2 separate regions of the Mus musculus genome follow, and region 2 is linked to region 1. A link is a loop called in an ENCODE intact Hi-C map of the cell type or tissue named here. Cell type or tissue: gastrocnemius. All regions are shown on one strand. Links, peaks and the distances in the headings refer to the core of each region. The heading gives the core; the rest is flanking DNA.

Evidence for each region. A loop is a pair of places that touch in the nucleus more often than their neighbours do. Peaks named below come from ENCODE experiments on the same cell type or tissue, not always from the same donor. Only the 100,000 strongest peaks of a DNase experiment are listed, where the experiment ranks them.
Region 2: it touches region 1 in a loop (2.4-fold over the local background); 2 of 42 quality-filtered maps call a loop at or near these places.

The regions. Positions count from the first base shown.
Region 1 is chr15:8,164,298-8,172,691 of GRCm38, forward strand. It overlaps Cplane1 (ciliogenesis and planar polarity effector 1), which reads left to right and starts at 4,809. Exons shown (of 53, transcript NM_001162906.1): 1 at 4,809-5,192; 2 at 6,009-6,097; 3 at 7,396-7,524. The coding sequence starts at 7,444. It also overlaps the pseudogene Gm46494. In gastrocnemius, for the core only: no CTCF peak of the experiment used is centred there; a DNase peak (open chromatin) is centred at 4,738; H3K4me3 peaks cover 1,688 bases; H3K27ac peaks cover 1,231 bases.
Region 2 is chr15:8,233,201-8,241,594 of GRCm38, forward strand. Cplane1 (ciliogenesis and planar polarity effector 1) reads left to right here. Exons shown (of 53, transcript NM_001162906.1): 38 at 564-668. Among named protein-coding and RNA genes, the nearest start is that of Gm41265, 14 kb to the left of the region's middle. In gastrocnemius, for the core only: no CTCF peak of the experiment used is centred there; a DNase peak (open chromatin) is centred at 3,152.

The sequences.
Region 1 (8,394 bases), core at 183-8,182:
CAAAACCTAGCATAGTGAAAACCATTCCCAATAATAAAAGAACGTATGGGTTCGGTAGCTGTATATGGGATGGATCACCATGTAGGGCAGTCTTTGAGTGGCCTTTCCGTCAGTGTGTTCAACGCTTTGTCTCTGTATTTGCTCCTGTGAGTATTTTGTTCCCCTTTCTAAGAAGGACTGAAGCACTCACACTTTGGTCTTCCTTCTTCTTGAGATTCATGTGGTCTGTGAATTGTGTTTTGGGTATTCCAAGCATTTGGGCTAATATCCACTTATCAGTGAGTACATACCATGTGTGTTCTTTTGTGACTGAGTTACCTCACTCAGGATGATATTTTCTAGTTCTATCATTTGCCAAAGAATCTCATGAAGGCAGCATTTTAGCTAGCTGAGTAGTATTCCATTGTGTAAATGTACCACATTTTCTGTATCCATTCCTCTGTTGAAGAACATCTGGGTTCTTTCCAGATTTTGGCTATTATAAATAAGGCTGCTATAAACACAGTAAAACATGTGTCCTTGTTATATGTTGTTGCCTCTTTTGGGTATATGCCCAGGAGTGGTATAGCTGGATCCTCCCTGGACCATAGCTGGTATGCTGTCTTTTTTCCACTGGATAGTTTTGGCTTTTGTCAAAGATCAAGTGACCATAGATGTGTGGGTTCATTTCTGGGTCTTCAATTCTATTCCATTGATCTACCTGCCTGTCTCTGTACCAGTACCGTGCAGTTTTTATCACTATTGCTCTGTAGTACAGCTTGAGGTCAGGGATGGTGATTCCCTCAGAAGTTCTTTTTCTTTGCATTTTGTTTGTTTGTTTGTTTTTGAGGGTTTTATTTTGTTTTTTGGTTCTTCGGGACAGGGTTTCTCTGTATAGCCCTGGCTGTCCTGGAACTTACTCTGTAGACCAGGCTGGCCTCGAACTCAGAAATCCACCTGACTCTGCCTCCCAAGGGCTGGGATTAAAGGCGTGCACCACCACGCCTGGCTTTTTTTTTTTTTTTTAGATTTATTTATTATTATATCTAAGTACACTGTAGCTGTCTTCAGATGCACCAGAAGAGGGTGTCAGATCTCATTACCGATGGTTGTGAGCCACCGTGTGGTTGCTGGGATTTGAACTCAGGACCTTCGGACGATTCTTTGCATTTTTTTTATTGGATATTCTTTATTTACATTTCAAATGTTATCCCCTTTCCTGGTCTTCCCCCATCCAAACCCTGAGATTCCGCCTCACACCAGTCAGAATGGCTAAGATCAAAAACTCAGGTGACAGCAGGATGTGAAGAAAGAGGAACACTCCTCAATTGCTGTTGGGACTGCAAGCTAGTAAAACCACTTTGAAAATCAATCTGGCGGTTCCTCAGAAAATTGGAAATAGTTCTACCTGAAGACCCAGCTATACCACTTGGGCATATACCCAAAAGGTGTTCCAACATATAACAAAGGACACATGTTTTACTGTGTTTATAGTAGCCTTATTTATAATAGCCAGAAGCTAAAAACAACCCAGATGTCCCTCAACAGAAGAATAAATACATGTGGTCATTTACACAGTTACTCAGCTAGTAAAAATAATAAGTTCATGAAATTCTTAGGCAAATGGATAGAACTAGAAAATACCATCCTGAGTGAGGTAACCCAGTCACAACACACATGGTATGCACTCACTGGTAAGTGGATATTAGCCCAAAAGCTCAAGAGTACTTAAACGATAAAACCTTCAAAACTTATGGAGCTTCAGAAGAAGGAAGACCAAAGTGTAGATGCTTCAGTCCTACATAGAACAGGGAACAAAACAATCATAGGAGGTAGAGGAAGGGAGGGACCTGGGAGGGAGAAAGGAGGGGAGGTTGGGAGGGGCAGGATCAAGCATTGGCAGGTTCTGGGGAGAAGTACAGAGTGTCAGGAAACTGAATAGAAACATAGCAGTGGGGAATAGGGAGCTGGAGGTAGCCACTAGAAAGTCATAGATGCTAAGGAAGAGAGAGGCTCCTAGGACCCAGTGGTGATGACTTTAGCTGAAATATCCAACAAAAGGGGAGATACAACCTGTAGAGATCACCCCCAGTAGTTAGGCACTGCCCCCAGTTGAAGGATGGGGCCACCCATGCATCTCAAAATTTTTAACCCAGAAATGTACATGTCTTCAGCCCTGGCCCAGAACCATTTGACAGACCTTAAGAGAAGCAGGAATTACTCTGTCTTGACAGAGCTAAGCTGTCAACTATCCCATATCATGTGTCCTTTCCTGGACAGTATTTTTTGCCTGCAGATGAACTAGGGCAATTCTGGCCCAGTGGCTACTTTGCCACAACTGGAGCAACTCTCTATGGAGGTTGTGATGCTCAGTATCTTCTTTGTACCGTGAAGGGTGAGGGTACTGTCAACAGCAGACATGTCTCGTAGTCAAAAATCTATTAATAATGCAATTATTTTAAATGTCATAATCTGTGAATTTCTGATGCTTTTGAAGACTAGTATATCTGAACTGTTAAACTACTGCTCTTAGGTATTTCTAGCTGAATAAAAATGAAAGCACCTAATTATAATTAAATCAGAATCGAATATGACTATGAGTTTACTGTCTGGCATCTGGCCCTTACCTTGCATTACTTAATTATCCTAGACCGTGTGTAATAGCAGCTATAGAAGGATCAGGTCAAAGCTTTATATTCTCGTTTTGTTTTTTTTGAGACAGGGTTTCTCTGTGTAGCCCTGGCTGTCCTAGAACTCACTTTGTAGACCAGGCTGGCCTCAAACTCAGAAATCTGCCTGCCTCTGCCTCCCGAGTGCTGGGATTAAAGGCGTGCACCACCACGCCGGGCAAAGCTTTATATTCTTAAGTGAGTTGCATAGGCACAATGCCTAAGTGTAACAATATTAATTTCAAGTTTTGTAACAATATTCAAAGATTTATACGGATGGAAACCTTAAACCTATATCAATTTATAAATTCTGTACCAATATAAGGAATTATAACTTCAAGTTTGCATCAAATACAAAGATTTCTACCAATGTTAGATTATGGCTATGCAATGCTTTGTTTAAGAATAATTTTAGTAATCCATCCCATATATCTAACTTTCTATACTATCACTCTATCCTCTCTTTCCCTTTAACCTCCTTCCTTTTACCTCGGAAGGAAAGGAGAGAGGAGAGGAGAGGAAAGACAGAAAGCTCCAAGCCTAAGCCCTCTATTTAGTTTCCTCCCTATTCAAAATTATGACCATTTCCAAATTATCCCTTAAAATGATAGCCTACCTATAATTTATGAAATAACCATAATCGAGAGATAGGGATAGCAACTGTCCACAACTTCCTCCTGCTGAATTGGGTTGACAAATATTTTTAAGGGGTGGGAGGAGGAGGGAAAGTGGAAGAAGTGGTTAGGCTTAAGAAAGCTAGCACTAGCATCTGTTACCCAGTCGTTGTATACGTAGAAGGCTCAGGGCTTGACAGGTTCTGACTGGAGCTGTCTGAAAGGCTGGATGAACCTAATCCGTCTGGAACCTGGGGCTATTCCTGAAGCTGCTCTAGAAGCAAGTCTCTGGAGACAGCATCAGAAGGGAGGGGGCTGGAGCAGCAGCTCATTTCAGCGTCCATGCGGATGAACCTTGTCAGAGCTGCACATTCAGCAATACGTGAATCTTACAACCAACAGTTTAGTACTGTAAGATACCTGTGTGGATTGTGCAAAGTGCACAGATGAGTTAAGGTTGAACTTTTGCTCCTTGTTTGAGCAGGTAAAAGACGAGTATTCTTTTTATGAGTTAATTTGATCGATAACCAATTGTGATAAATCCTTCATGACATGTGAAGAATTCCATGACCAACACGATTTATTGTCTAATTTTAGCTGAAGTTTTGGCTAGAGACTTTTTTTTTTTTTTTTTGGTTTTTTGAGACAGGGTTTCTCTGTGTAGCCCTGGCTGTCCTGGAACTCACTCTGTAGACCAGGCTGGCCTCGAACTCAGAAATCCGCCTGCCTCTGCCTCCCAAGTGCTGGGATTAAAGGCGTGCCACCACTGCCCGGCAAGTTTTTGTTGTTGTTGTTGTTGGTTTTTGTTTGTTTGTTTGTTTATTTATCTATTATATGTGTGTGCACTGTTGTCTTCAGACACTCCAGAAGAGAGCATCAGATTTTTGTTATGGATGGTTGTGAGCTACCATGTGGTTGCAGGGATTTGAACTCAGGACCTTTGGAAGAGCAGTCGGTGCTCTTAACCGCTGAGCCATCTCACCAGCCCGTTGTTGTTGTTTTTTAACTTGTTATTTTATGAGTGTTTTGCCTACGTGTATGTATGTGCACCACCTTTGTAGCTGGTGCCCACAGAAGCCACAAAAGAGTGTCAGATGCCCTGGAACTGGAGTTACTCAGGGTTATGTCGTAGGTGCTGGGACTCTGAAATCGGGTCCTCCACAAAGGCAACAACTGCTCTTAACAGCGCAGATCTAAATGTTGGTTCTTAAGGCATTCTCATGCCAAGCTCCACGGAGAGCTCGGAAACTCAAAAGTCTTGCACGAGGGGAAGCCAGGGATGGATGGAGAGAGAAAGGACTACCGAGCTGAGGAGAGAGCAGGAGGGCAGGACAGACTCGGTGGAGGTAACCCACTCTGGCAGGCTTGCAGCGCTCTCCCAGAACCCCGGCGCAAAGCTGGCTACGCCGAGGAGGCGGGGCGGGCGGGGATCCGTCAGGTGCCCGCCCACGGAGCGGCATGGAGCATGCGCAGTGGGGCGGCCCCGCCCACGCGTCGCCTGGACACGGCTCTGGGGTGGCGGGCGCGGCCTCCTCCAGGGCTCAGCGGCTTCGCAGCCTCTGCGGTCCTCGGTGGGAGGTGGCGGCCTTGGGACCTTCCCCAGGGGCTCGGTCCCCGTGCCCCCCGCCTCCCAGGGTCTCCGGGCTAGCTGTGGGGACTTCCGTTTTCCTCGCGGCCGCCCGCCGTCCCGCCCAGGTCCTTCTTTGGGTCGCAGGCGTCCCCTCCCCGCCGTGGCCCCTCACACCTCCACAGGGGACCTCCGGGCAGGACTCTGCGGCCACAGCCACGAGGAAACCTCTGAGGAGACCCCAGCGGACGGCAGAGCAGTGAGGGATGGACGCGGGTTCCTAGCATCCTCCGTAGCACAAACCCCGCCCGGGACGTCAGCGATTTTCTTGAAATTGTATGCTCCGATTTGTTTGAAATAAAGGTACCTTTCCCCGGTTCCCGTAGACTGGGCAGATTACTCCTGTCATACATATATTTTTGCGCCATGGAGCGGATTTTTTTTAAAAATCAGTTCTTCCATCTGCAGTGTCTGTTGTGTAGTGCTTGGTCTATCCAGTAGCATCAGTGTTTTGAGAGGCTTTGCAGTATGCGTCAGAAAATGGTGTTTGCTGCATCCCAGGAGAGAGGTGATTGTTAGAATTCTAAGTGACGGGAGGTTGTACGTGATTCTGTAGCGCACCGTACTGAAATCTTGAAGTGGGTTTGCTGTCTTTCTATCTTTTATGCTTTACTTGAAAAAAAAAATATGTCTATCTTTTCCCAAACAAATCCTTTGCATAAATCTTTAAGTGTCTTTCACATCTAGAAGGACTCATTAGACAAAAAACATAATACAATTAATCCCTCAAAACCAAAACTAACAAGTTGCTGTCACCAGTAGAATCTAACGATGATTAACTCAGTCGTGCTGGGTTTTCTCCTGTTGCCTTTTATCAATTTTGCATTTAAAGTTGCATAATGTAATTAAATATGTATTTTAGATTAACCAGTTCCTTATGTTTTGCTGTACCTTATTTTTCTCTTTACATGTGCATATGTATAGTATTTAGGAATTATTAAACTACCTAGAAATAGCTTTTGATTTGAAGATGATTGCGTATATTAAATAGTCTTATATTCACTTGTCATACTCAGAATAATGCATATTTCTGGTAATGCTATTTTACATGAGTAGTCATCAAATTTAGGAAACTTGGCATTGAATAATATAGCATTTTTGTTTTGTTTTTTGATGCAGAATAAAATGCTTCATTTGGCCGCCTTGTGTGGTTAAATCATCCTTCATTTGGAACACCTGAGCTTCTGATTCTTCGCTGACACTGGTTGGTTAGTTTCATGTCCATTTATCACAAACCAGAATCATTTGGGAAGAACCTGAGTTGAAAAAAATGTCCCCCCCCCACCTCACGTGCCAAAACAGTGGTATGGCAGCTCTTTTCATTTTGAGGCAGGGTCGGGCTGGCCATAAATTCAGGTCTGGGCAGAGAAGCCTTGAATTTGGTCTTCCTGCCTCAGCCTCTGGAGTAGCTGCAACTTCATGTGCAGTAGCAACAGGACTGTGGAGGCTTCTTCAGGTGAGCTAGTTTGGACTTGCTCACAGCTGTGTGGGCTGACGGTCGTTTGCTTTACTTGGTGAGAGGAGTTTCATAAATGGTTACTCCAGGGATTTTTCTCCCCTTTTGTGATTTAGCCTTGGAAATTCATAGTGTCCCTTCCATTGTACTCTCTTGGCCAGAGTAATCCCACAGTCTACCTTAACGTCAAGGGAATCGGCAGAGCAGGAGGCTAGGGAATTTGCCGTTCTTTACTAAAATATAGTCAGCTACACTGAGAAATGCAGATCATATGAAACTATGTTTATGGCCACTGTCTGAGAAGTAGCGTATTAAGAAAGCAAATACATTTTGCCTCTGTTCAGGATGTGGATGAAATACAGAATGCAATTTCTTACCTTTTAAAAAGAGAGTTGTTGGGGCTGAAGAAGATGGCTCAGCAGTTATGAGAACTGGCTGTTCTTCGAGAAGACGTGGGTTCAATTCCCAGAACCCACATGGCAGCTCACAACTGTAACTCCAGCTCCAGGAGATCCAACAGCCTCACACAGACATACATGCAGGAAAGACACCAATTCACATAAAATAAAAATAAATAAATTTTTTTTAAAAAAAGAATTTTTATAGATGTATTAAAAGTTCTCCAACTTGTAAATTAACATGTTCAGTGTTACCATTTGACTTTCAGATGTCTCCCGTAGGCTCATTATCTTGATTGAATATTCTGTCTCCAGCTTGTGATACTGTTTTGAGAGGTTCTAGAAACTTAAAGAGTTTGGTCTGAGAACATAGGTCACTGGGGGTGCACCTTTGAAGGCTAATCCTGGTCCACTATCCCTACTCCCTCTGCTTTCTTTCTCCTGTGAGGCGAAGACTCTGCTCTTCCCTGTGCTCCTACAGCAGGGTATTCTGTGCAAACAGCCCACTGAGAGTTGGGCCTTCTGAAATGAAGCCACAGCAAATCTTTCCTCCCTTACTTAGGTGGTTTCCATCTGTTATTTTGTCAGTGTTGAGAAAACCTATCCTTTGTAAATATTTCAGGCTATTTGTTATTGCTGTTATTATTCACAGGATCTTGTGACTGGCTTTGCTTGATTGGTCATTGGTATCTCAACAAGCATGGAGATGAGATTAGAAGTTTTGACATCAACAAGTATCAAGCAGAAAAAACCCTGGCCCAGAGTATCCTGGTTGGGTCAAGTGAGTTTTCCTTTATTCAAATACTAAGTTAGGTTTGATATATGTTAAATATGTGCTTTTCCTGGTAAGATATAGGAATAGTCTGTGGCCTCAAAAAACATCAGAGTGTGTGTGTTAAAGTTACAATGTACAAGTTAGCATCTTCAGAAAATGAGGATGGGTATGGCAGGTGGGTGTGTCAGTTTTAATGTATACGTTAGCATTTACAGAGAATTGAGGCATCTATCTAGGTGAAAGCTTTTGTTTTCAATTTTTTTTCATCATATCAAGTTTCTTCATATCAAGGGAGTGTTGAATTTCTTATGCTTGCACTACCAAAACAGTGAAGTGTTTCCTAATATTGTGTCTTTTGTGAGTATGCTATAAAGTAACCTCAGTGCTGGGATAGGAGAGGTGGGCCATAAGGCATTAATAATCCAGGAGTGCCATTCACAAAATATGATATAGCACTCACACCTTAGAGTGGGGAAACCTACATAATCCCCTTACAATTATTTTTTAAAAATTATTTATTTGTTAATTATGTACAGTATTCTGCCTACATACATGCTTATGTGCCAGAAGAGAGCACCAGACTTTATTACAGATGGTTGTGAGCCACCATGTGGTTGCTGGGAATCGAACTCAGGACCTCTGGAAGAGTAGCCAGTGCTCTTACCTCTGAGCTACTATTCCAGCCCCTCTCCTTCTAATTATAAGGATCATTGACATAATTCAAATTTTCAGTGAGAAATTCTACCATTAATTAACTTACCTAGTCCTTTCTGCTCCCTCGCTGAACTAGTGAGCAGACATGGCCTCAGTGTGCAGAACGATGCCAGTGAGTTTGTGGATCTGTACATGCCGCAGAAATGCTCTGCAAGCAACCAC
Region 2 (8,394 bases), core at 59-8,058, 69 kb after region 1:
GTACACATATGTTAAAAAACATGAATCCGCTTAGAACAGTGTCACTTGTATGATGCCAGTTTTACACAAGTGTGTAGTACACCAGTGGATGTGTATTGTGCTATACCAAAGAACATTTCTCCATTTATATTAATATTAACCGAACCAAAAACCCCCAAGTTCTGCCTTTTACTTTCCCTGATTACGCAGTAACCAGTCCTAGCCTTCCTTACCTCTCTGGTAGTCCTGCTATGGAAGCCTTATCTGACTGTTCTCAGCTTTATCCATTCAATTCTACTTTCCACGTGTTGGATGGGTGGGTTTCCTACAATAACGATCTCATCACATTGCTCCTACTGGATCTTCATTAGCTAGAGCAGAAGGCTCTAGGTTTCTGGGTGTGACCTATAGTGTCCTCTACAAGTGTGGGTTTGATTCACTGTGTCTTCAAGATGTAGTTTATACAGTACCTCATGTAGACAGTGTACGTGGATAACATCCCGACGCCCACCTCCAGTTACTGTGCTTCCACTGACAACGTTGGCTCTTAGTGATTGCTTTCTGCATTTTGTTTTATATTTAAGAAATGTTAGAAGATGATATTAATACTTCAGCAGGACTGCATTTCATGGCCTCTGTACGAAAGAAAGCAGTGGGAAGTCATGATGCGAGTACAAACACAGACCCAGGTAAATACTTTAAAAGTTAAAAACCTTTATAAATTGCGGCTGGAGGCATAGCTCAGAGGGTAAGAGCAGTTACTGTTCTTCCAGAGAACCAGTTTGGTTCCTAGCATCCATGTCAGGCAGTTCACAAATAACTGTTACTTCAGCTCTAGGGGATCTGATGCAGTCTTCTGCCCTCTGCGGGCATCTATACTTATGCCAGTGCACATACTGACATACACAGATTGTTTTTGTTTGTTGATGCAAACTGCAAGAGGACTTTTATTCCTAGAGCACTCTGGGACTCACAGTTGTACACCATGCAGGGGTAGAGGACTGTGACCCCCCCCAGTAGCTGGGTCAGGGGGTATTTAAAGGAAAAAAAAAAACAAAACACAACTCAAGGGGGTGGGGAGGGCATTGTTGGAAAATACCAAAAATACCAGTTAAGAGTCACAAGGAAGTGGAAAGACAGTTTTCTATAAGCCTCTAACAATAGCACATTTGCATAGCGGGTTCCAGCAAAGGTCAGGGTGGGTCAGGGTGACTTTCTTTGAATGAAAACTCCCTGAACACAGGAAGTAGGTGGGTGGAGGAATGTAGCTATCTGTTTTATGATTAGCATGCCTTGGAGCATTGAGTCACAAAAGTCACATTCTCAAGCCTGGGCCTAAAGGCCTAGAATTGTTTTTATGTCTCACTTTTTCATTCCCCACTTCTACTTGTTAGTAGTTCTAATCTTGGAACTAGACACTATCTTCTCCCTGGCACACTTGATCCTTTAGGGCATGGTACTGTTGTCTGAAAACTAAAAGCTGCACTGTACTAAGTCTTGTTCTCTAACACACATGGACCTATAATTAAAAGCAGAAGCAAAATCAAAAGGGGTCCCATAAGGGTAGAAAGTAGGGTGGTGAAGAGTGCAAGATAAGGGCCTTTCCAAGGTTTTCTGCACGGTGGCATCTAATGTAGACTGAATCTCTAACTTGGAAGCAATGTGAGGCTTGCAGGTCTTCTTCTTTTTTTTTTTTTTTTTTTTTTTTTTAAAGATTTATTTATTTATTATATGTAAGTACATTGTAGCTGTCTTCAGACACACCAGAAGAGGGAGTCAGATCTCGTTACGGATGGTTGTGAGCCACCATGTGGTTGCTGGGATTTGAACTCTGGACCTTCGGAAGAGCAGTCGGGTGCTCTAACCCACTGAGCCATCTCACCAGCCCGCAGGTCTTCTTCTTTTGAGTAGGCCTTCTGGAGCTGCTTCCACACTCACTGTCTCACCCACTCAAGCGCCTTTAGCCTAGAGAACAAAGGCTGGGAAAGCAGCATTGTTAGCACTATGTACAGAGGCTATTTTTGCCAGTGGAGGGGGCCCCCCGTAGAGTAACTTATAGGGGGTCAGCCCAAACTTGACCAGGGGTGTTTCTAACCCTGAAGAGCACAAAGGGTAGGAGAGCTATCCAATCATTAGCGCCAGTCTCTGCTGTGAATTTGGTAAGGGTCTCTTTAATGATCCTATTCATCCTCTCTACCTGTTCTGAGCTTTGGGGCCTGTTCAATTAATCCCCAATATCTTGGCTAGCCCCTGACTTACCTGGGCAACAAAGGCAGATCCATTATCAGACCCGATTACCTTGGGTATCCCAAACCTCAGGAGATTTCTTCTGGGATCTTCTTGGCCATCACATTGGCTGTCTCAGTCCTGGTGGGAAAAGCTTCTACCCAGCCTGAAAAGGTGTCTATAAACACTAATAAGTACTTGTTGCCATATCTAGCTAGCTTAGATTCTGTAAAATCTACCTTTTAGTAGGCCCCAGGCAGGTCACCCCAAGCCTCTTCTCAGGAGTATACATGTAGTGTCTTGTATTAGTCATAGCACAGGCCTTGCAGCTTTTGACTATTTCTTCTGCCAAGTCAGAGAGTCCTATAACATAGGACCTGACCACACCTTTTAATTTCTTGGCCCCCAAGTGGGTCAAGTAATTTAAGTTGGTAACATACTTGTGTCCTTCTTCCCGTGGGAGAACTACTTTTTCCTTCTTCTGTTTTTACTATCCCATACGAGGTTTCCTTTAACAGTCCTAATTTGTCCATAACTTGATAGTCCTCGAGGGTGTATCTAAAGCTGGTCTCTCTGACATCATAATAATCTTTAGGCTCCTTGACTGCCAGGATCATTGCTCCTTGGGCCGCCTGTTTGGCAGTTAGGTCAGCCATCTGATTCCCTTTAGCCACAGCATCTCGAGTTTTCTGGTGTCCTGGACAATGTATAATGGCCACCTTTTTGGCAAGTGTATGGCCTCGAGGAGGATCAAAATTTTCTCTTTATTTTTTATGTCTTTCCCTGAAGATGTCAACAGCCTTCTTTGTCTCTATATTGCTCCGTGCAGTGGCAAAAGCATACCTGCTGTCAGTGTAGATGTTGATAGACTTCCCCTTTGCCATTCGTAGAGCTTGTATCAAAGCCACAAGTTCGGCTTTCTGGGCCAACATCCCTTCAGGGAGGCTGCTGGCCCAGATCACTTGCTTTCTGTCCACCACTGCTGCCCCTGCCTTCTGCTTACCTTCAACCACTAAGTTACTGCCATCCGTGTACTAGCTCGGACTCCCAGGCCAAGGCTGATCCTTCAGATCATTTTGAGTTCCATTTTCTTCTGCAAGAATGTCAGCGCAGTGATGAGTAGGTGAAGGGTCATCAGTCTCGGGCAGTAGGGTAGCGGGATTGAGAAGAGCAGGGGGAGTGAAGGTCACTCATTCAGTCAACAAAGCTCAGATAATGTGTCATTCGAGCGTTGGTCATCCATCGGTCAGGGGGCTATCAGATAATGCTTTCAGGAGCGTGGGGTGCCACTACTGTTATTTGCTGTCCCAGAGTGAGCTTATCCGCATCTTTGACAAGTAGAGCTATGGCAGCAATAGCTTTCAGGCAAGAAAACCACCTGCTGGCAACAGGGTCTAATTTCATCAAAGGCTTTCTGGTGATCTGGGGTCCACACAAATACCTCCCCTTCGTTGGTTAGGGGGTACAACGGGGCAGCTAAGGTTGCAGACCCAAGTATCCAAAGCCTGCAGAAGCCAGCGGTACCCAAGAATTCTCTTACTTGCCTTGGTGTAGTTGGGGTGGGGATCTGAGTTACAGTCTTTTTTTTCTGGCTTCCTTTAGCCACTGCTTCCGGTCTCGAAGGGTGTATCCCAAATAAGTAACTTCAGTCTGACACAGCTGAGCCTTTTTAGCTGAGGCTCGGTACCCCAACTCACCTAATTCTGTTAAGCACATTGGTCTTCTGTTGCCCAGGTTCCCTATCTGTCTAGGTCCTGTCTTTTTTCTTTATCTCCTACCACTTCGGCGAAAATTCTAGTCAAATTTCTCTCTTGTCTACGATCCCTCCTGTTCTCTTTCTTTTCTTCTGCCTCCCACCTCTCTCTTTCTTCTGCCTCCCACCTCCCCCCTCACATAATACACCTTCTCTGCCTCTTTCACTAGATCACGTAACTGTCTACCTCTTGTAATACACCTTCTCTTACCTTAGCGAAATTAGTGGGCCATTTTGAGGTGCCTAGGAGACCAGAGCCTGGCGATAGGATTTCAAGCTCTCCCTACCTTTAGCCATGTTGTAGTCCCAACTGGGGCGAGTCAAAGGGAATCCCATGTCCATCTCATTTTGTAGCTGTGTAGGCTGCCTGTCGGCTCCCGGGATATTTTTTCTAGCCTCTAATAGAATTCTCTCTCGCTCTTTATCTGCAGCAACTGCTGACAATCATCCCAAGTAGGCTGATGAGAGAACATAAGGGACTCCACCAACCCTGTGAGGCGTTGGGGATCCTCTGAGAAAGGAGCAGGGGGTGGTTAGTTTTCCAGTTATAAAGATCAGCAGAGGAAAATGGCCAATACTGAAGGGGTTGAAGGTTGGACGGGTCCACTGGAGTCCATCCGGACTCTGAGCTCTGCAGCTCAGTGTACCTGCAGCGGGTCTGCTTCTCGCCGCCCCAAGTGGGGTGGCAGTTGAGGCTGTGGATAAGAGGGAGGTAGTGGACTAGGCCACTCAGGAGGCTTCTCAGTCTCGGGATAGATTTTGGAGAAGCCCTTGGGTTAGCTGGTGGCTCTGATTCAGGAGAAGCCTTCACTTTTGATTTCTCTTGTAACACCAGAGCACAACCACAATTTTGGGAAGCAAAACCCAATTTTAACACTGTAAACAATCCATTTTCTTTAAAAATCAACACCAAAAACATTACTTGCTACAAAGTTTGGCTGCTTGTTCCTGCACACAAATGCAAGAAGGTGCAGCCCCCAATACCTCAAAGAGACACTGCCCTAAATCCTATCTTTTATAAGTCTGGTTTCTAGGTAAGAATTACATAGAATACTACCCAATTCAGGCGTATCTTTAGAGATCTGTTTCCACGGGTTGTCTCATGCTGCATGTTGTAGTTTTAAATTACTCCAACCCAGAGTTACCAGTTTTAAGCCAACTTTCTGTTACCAATGTTACAAATTTTTATTCATAACCAATACCTTATGAGCCAATAATCTATAACCAAGACATATAAAACATACTTATACCTTTAAAACCATTCAGAAACAAAAATGAAATGGCTGCAGACATTTGCTTATTTAAACCAAACAAAATTCTTAATTTTTTCTAGCTGTAATTTCAAGAGAGGAGCTCCTTGTTACCTGATGAATCCAATAATCACAAGCACAGAGATTTTGTAGGAAAAACAGCCATCAGTTCCCTTACCATAGAACTTGAGAAGCTGCTGGTCCCTTTAAGAGCAGTGTTTACAATCAGCTCCTAGCAGGGCTTCTCCAGCCACACTAGACTTCTCACTACAGGTGTAGGGCTCCAAAGATCAATTGATACTATTTACTTTTTCTTTTTCTCTCTCACCAAATAGTCGGAGAATACTGCTTTTCTCAAACCCCTTCTCTCATGTGTAAACTATCTCTAGTCAGGGTACAAAGTACAAATTACCTTCGCTTCTCTAGATTTTCACATAGCTCTAAACACATACACAAAAACACACAAAACAGAAACCAACAGATCCAGACACACATGACCCTTTCGTGTCCTCCACAAGCAGGCAAAAGAATTAGACGACTTCAGAGGGGGACGCTACCACTTCAACAACAGAACTCAGTCCATCTGACCAATCTCCAGAGACTACCATGCGTTCCTGGCTCTTCCCACTTCCCAGGGCATCCCCCAGGGTGGCAGCCTGTGGTCCTCCTAGCATGTCTGCCAACCATAGTCCTCCAGTCCTTACGGCCTGAGAGGACAGCTGCAAATACAAAGTACTCGTTTCAGAAAACCCCATCGTCTACAAACAATGTCGTCCACTTCCACTGGGACAACCAAAACCAGAGAAACCAAACTCAGGCAGATCCAAACTCAGGCTGATCAGAATAAACTCAGGCGGATCAGAATCTAAAACTCAGGCAGATCCAAACTCAGGCTGCGCCATGCTTCAGAAACAAAGGATGAGACACAGACAAACAACCCAACACAACAAGCGCACATTCCTTTCAGAAAACAGAGACACCAGCCAACACGCACACATTCCAGAGGGGATCCCCATACCTCCAAGTGGGTTCTCGGGTGTGAGGTGTGGCCGTGTTTCCCAGCCAATGCACCAAATGAAAGACCCACAATGTGAGGACTCCCCCACGTTCTGACTCAGGAGAGGTGACACCTCAAATCACTCATGAGAAACAGTCTTGATGCAAACTGCAAGAGGGCTTTTATTCCAAGAGCGCTCTGGGACCCACAGTTGTACACCATGCAGGGGTAGAGGACAGTGGGCCCACAGATTGTTTTTTATATTGATTATCTCATTTATTCATGATGAAACATATCCATCCAATTTTTTTATTACTTTTTTTTTTTTGCTTGTTTGTTTTCGAGATAGGGTTTCTCTGTGTAGCCTTGGCTCTCCTGAAACTCACTTTGTAGACCAGGCTGGCCTCGAAATCAGAAATCCACCCTCTTCTGCCTCCCAAGTGCTGAGATGAAAGGCGTGCGCCACCACTGCCTGGCTACTTTTATTTATTTATTTATTTATTTATTTATTATTTACATTTCAAAAAAGATTTTCCTTTATTTAAACACATTTACAGCATGCAGGTTAACTTAAAATTATATGTCGTTTTCCCAAACCAACTATGTTTAAATGTAACCCTAAACACTGAAAATAAAACAACATATTCCACAGGTAGACTTAGACTCTCTTCTGTTACCTCAAATCAAACTGAGAATTGCAAATAAATTTAGTTATGCATAGTATTTAGTTTCCTTAAATTAGGCAAATAATTTAATTGATCACCATGAATAAATACTATTCTTATTTCATTGAGTTTCTCTTCTGAACCAATTGCCAATACTACTCAGAGGAACATTAATATATCCAGTCACAAAAAAAAACCCACTGCAAATTAAAATATTTTCAATATTTTAGGTGATTAAAAATGTCCATTTTGTGTGAATGCTATATTTAATGGCCTATCATTGCAAAAAAGAGTTCAGTTCACTGAATAGAAATTTGTGAAATTCTTAGTATACTTTATGAAAGTTTTACAATCCAGTCATCACCCCCCCTCCTGGTCCACCCTCTGACAATTCCTCATCCCATCCCTCCCCCTCATCTCCAAGAGGATGTCCCCATGCCCACCCCCACCCCACCAGACCTCCCCACTCCCTTGGAGCCTCAGGTCTCTGGAGGGTTAGGTGCATCTTCTCTGACTGAGGTCAGACCAGGCAGTCTTCTGCTCTATATGTGTCGGGGGTCTTGTACCAGCTAGTAACATACACATAATTTTTTAAAAACTACATCTTTAAAAAGTTTGCTAAGGTATTTATACTTTCTCATTAAGACAGTGATTTAAAAGGAATTTAAAATTATGTGATATTAGATATTTACCTTGAGTTATTCTCCTAGGGAAGATTCGAAATAGGGGAGGGAGGATAGGAGGAGAGAGGAGGGAGAGAGGCTGTTACTGGGATGTAGAGTGAATAAATTAATTAACGAAAAGGAAATGGCATTTATAATAACTTGAGCTTGAAATTTAAATGAAACATAGAGGTTTTTTTTGTTGTTGAAAACTAACGTGTTACAGATTTCAAGTAGGTACAAATAATGTTGTGAATTAGACCCCTGGGCCATGAGCCTCTTTCACTGGGATTATAGCTCTGGAGTGAGAGGCCCTGGGTTCCAGCTGGGGAAGCAGGCATGAGAAGAAGGCTAGATTGTGGTCAGTCTTAGAGCAAATGACCATGAGGAGGAGGGGATAGAACCTTTCAAGTACTCATGGCATCTCCTCTGACTCTGTGTCCTTATGAAATGCTTAAGTACTCACTGGTCTAATTTAGCAAGCTATGACACATATGACACATATGACACATATGAGCTCCTGCATTCGCATGGCCAGGTAAGGGGCACAGTGAAAGAGTTCTGTGATATCTCTGAGCCCCTGGCCCTGGGTACTCCTGTAGCCCTTGCTTTTCCCTGAAAGCGTAACTGTCATGTCCCAGGGTTGGTTTCTCCAGTTACCTTAGACATCCTCCTAATGTATCATAACGTGCTGTTCCTTTGTACTGAATCGCATCTCAGTACACTTGCAGCGACGTCGAAAGTGATGCGAGTGTTGCTCAATAAAATCGATGCTAACTAAGAAGTGATGTTTAAATACTTTATATTATGTAATAATCCTCACTGTGTTGTTACATAATTGTTTAAGTCTAAGAAAATTGGA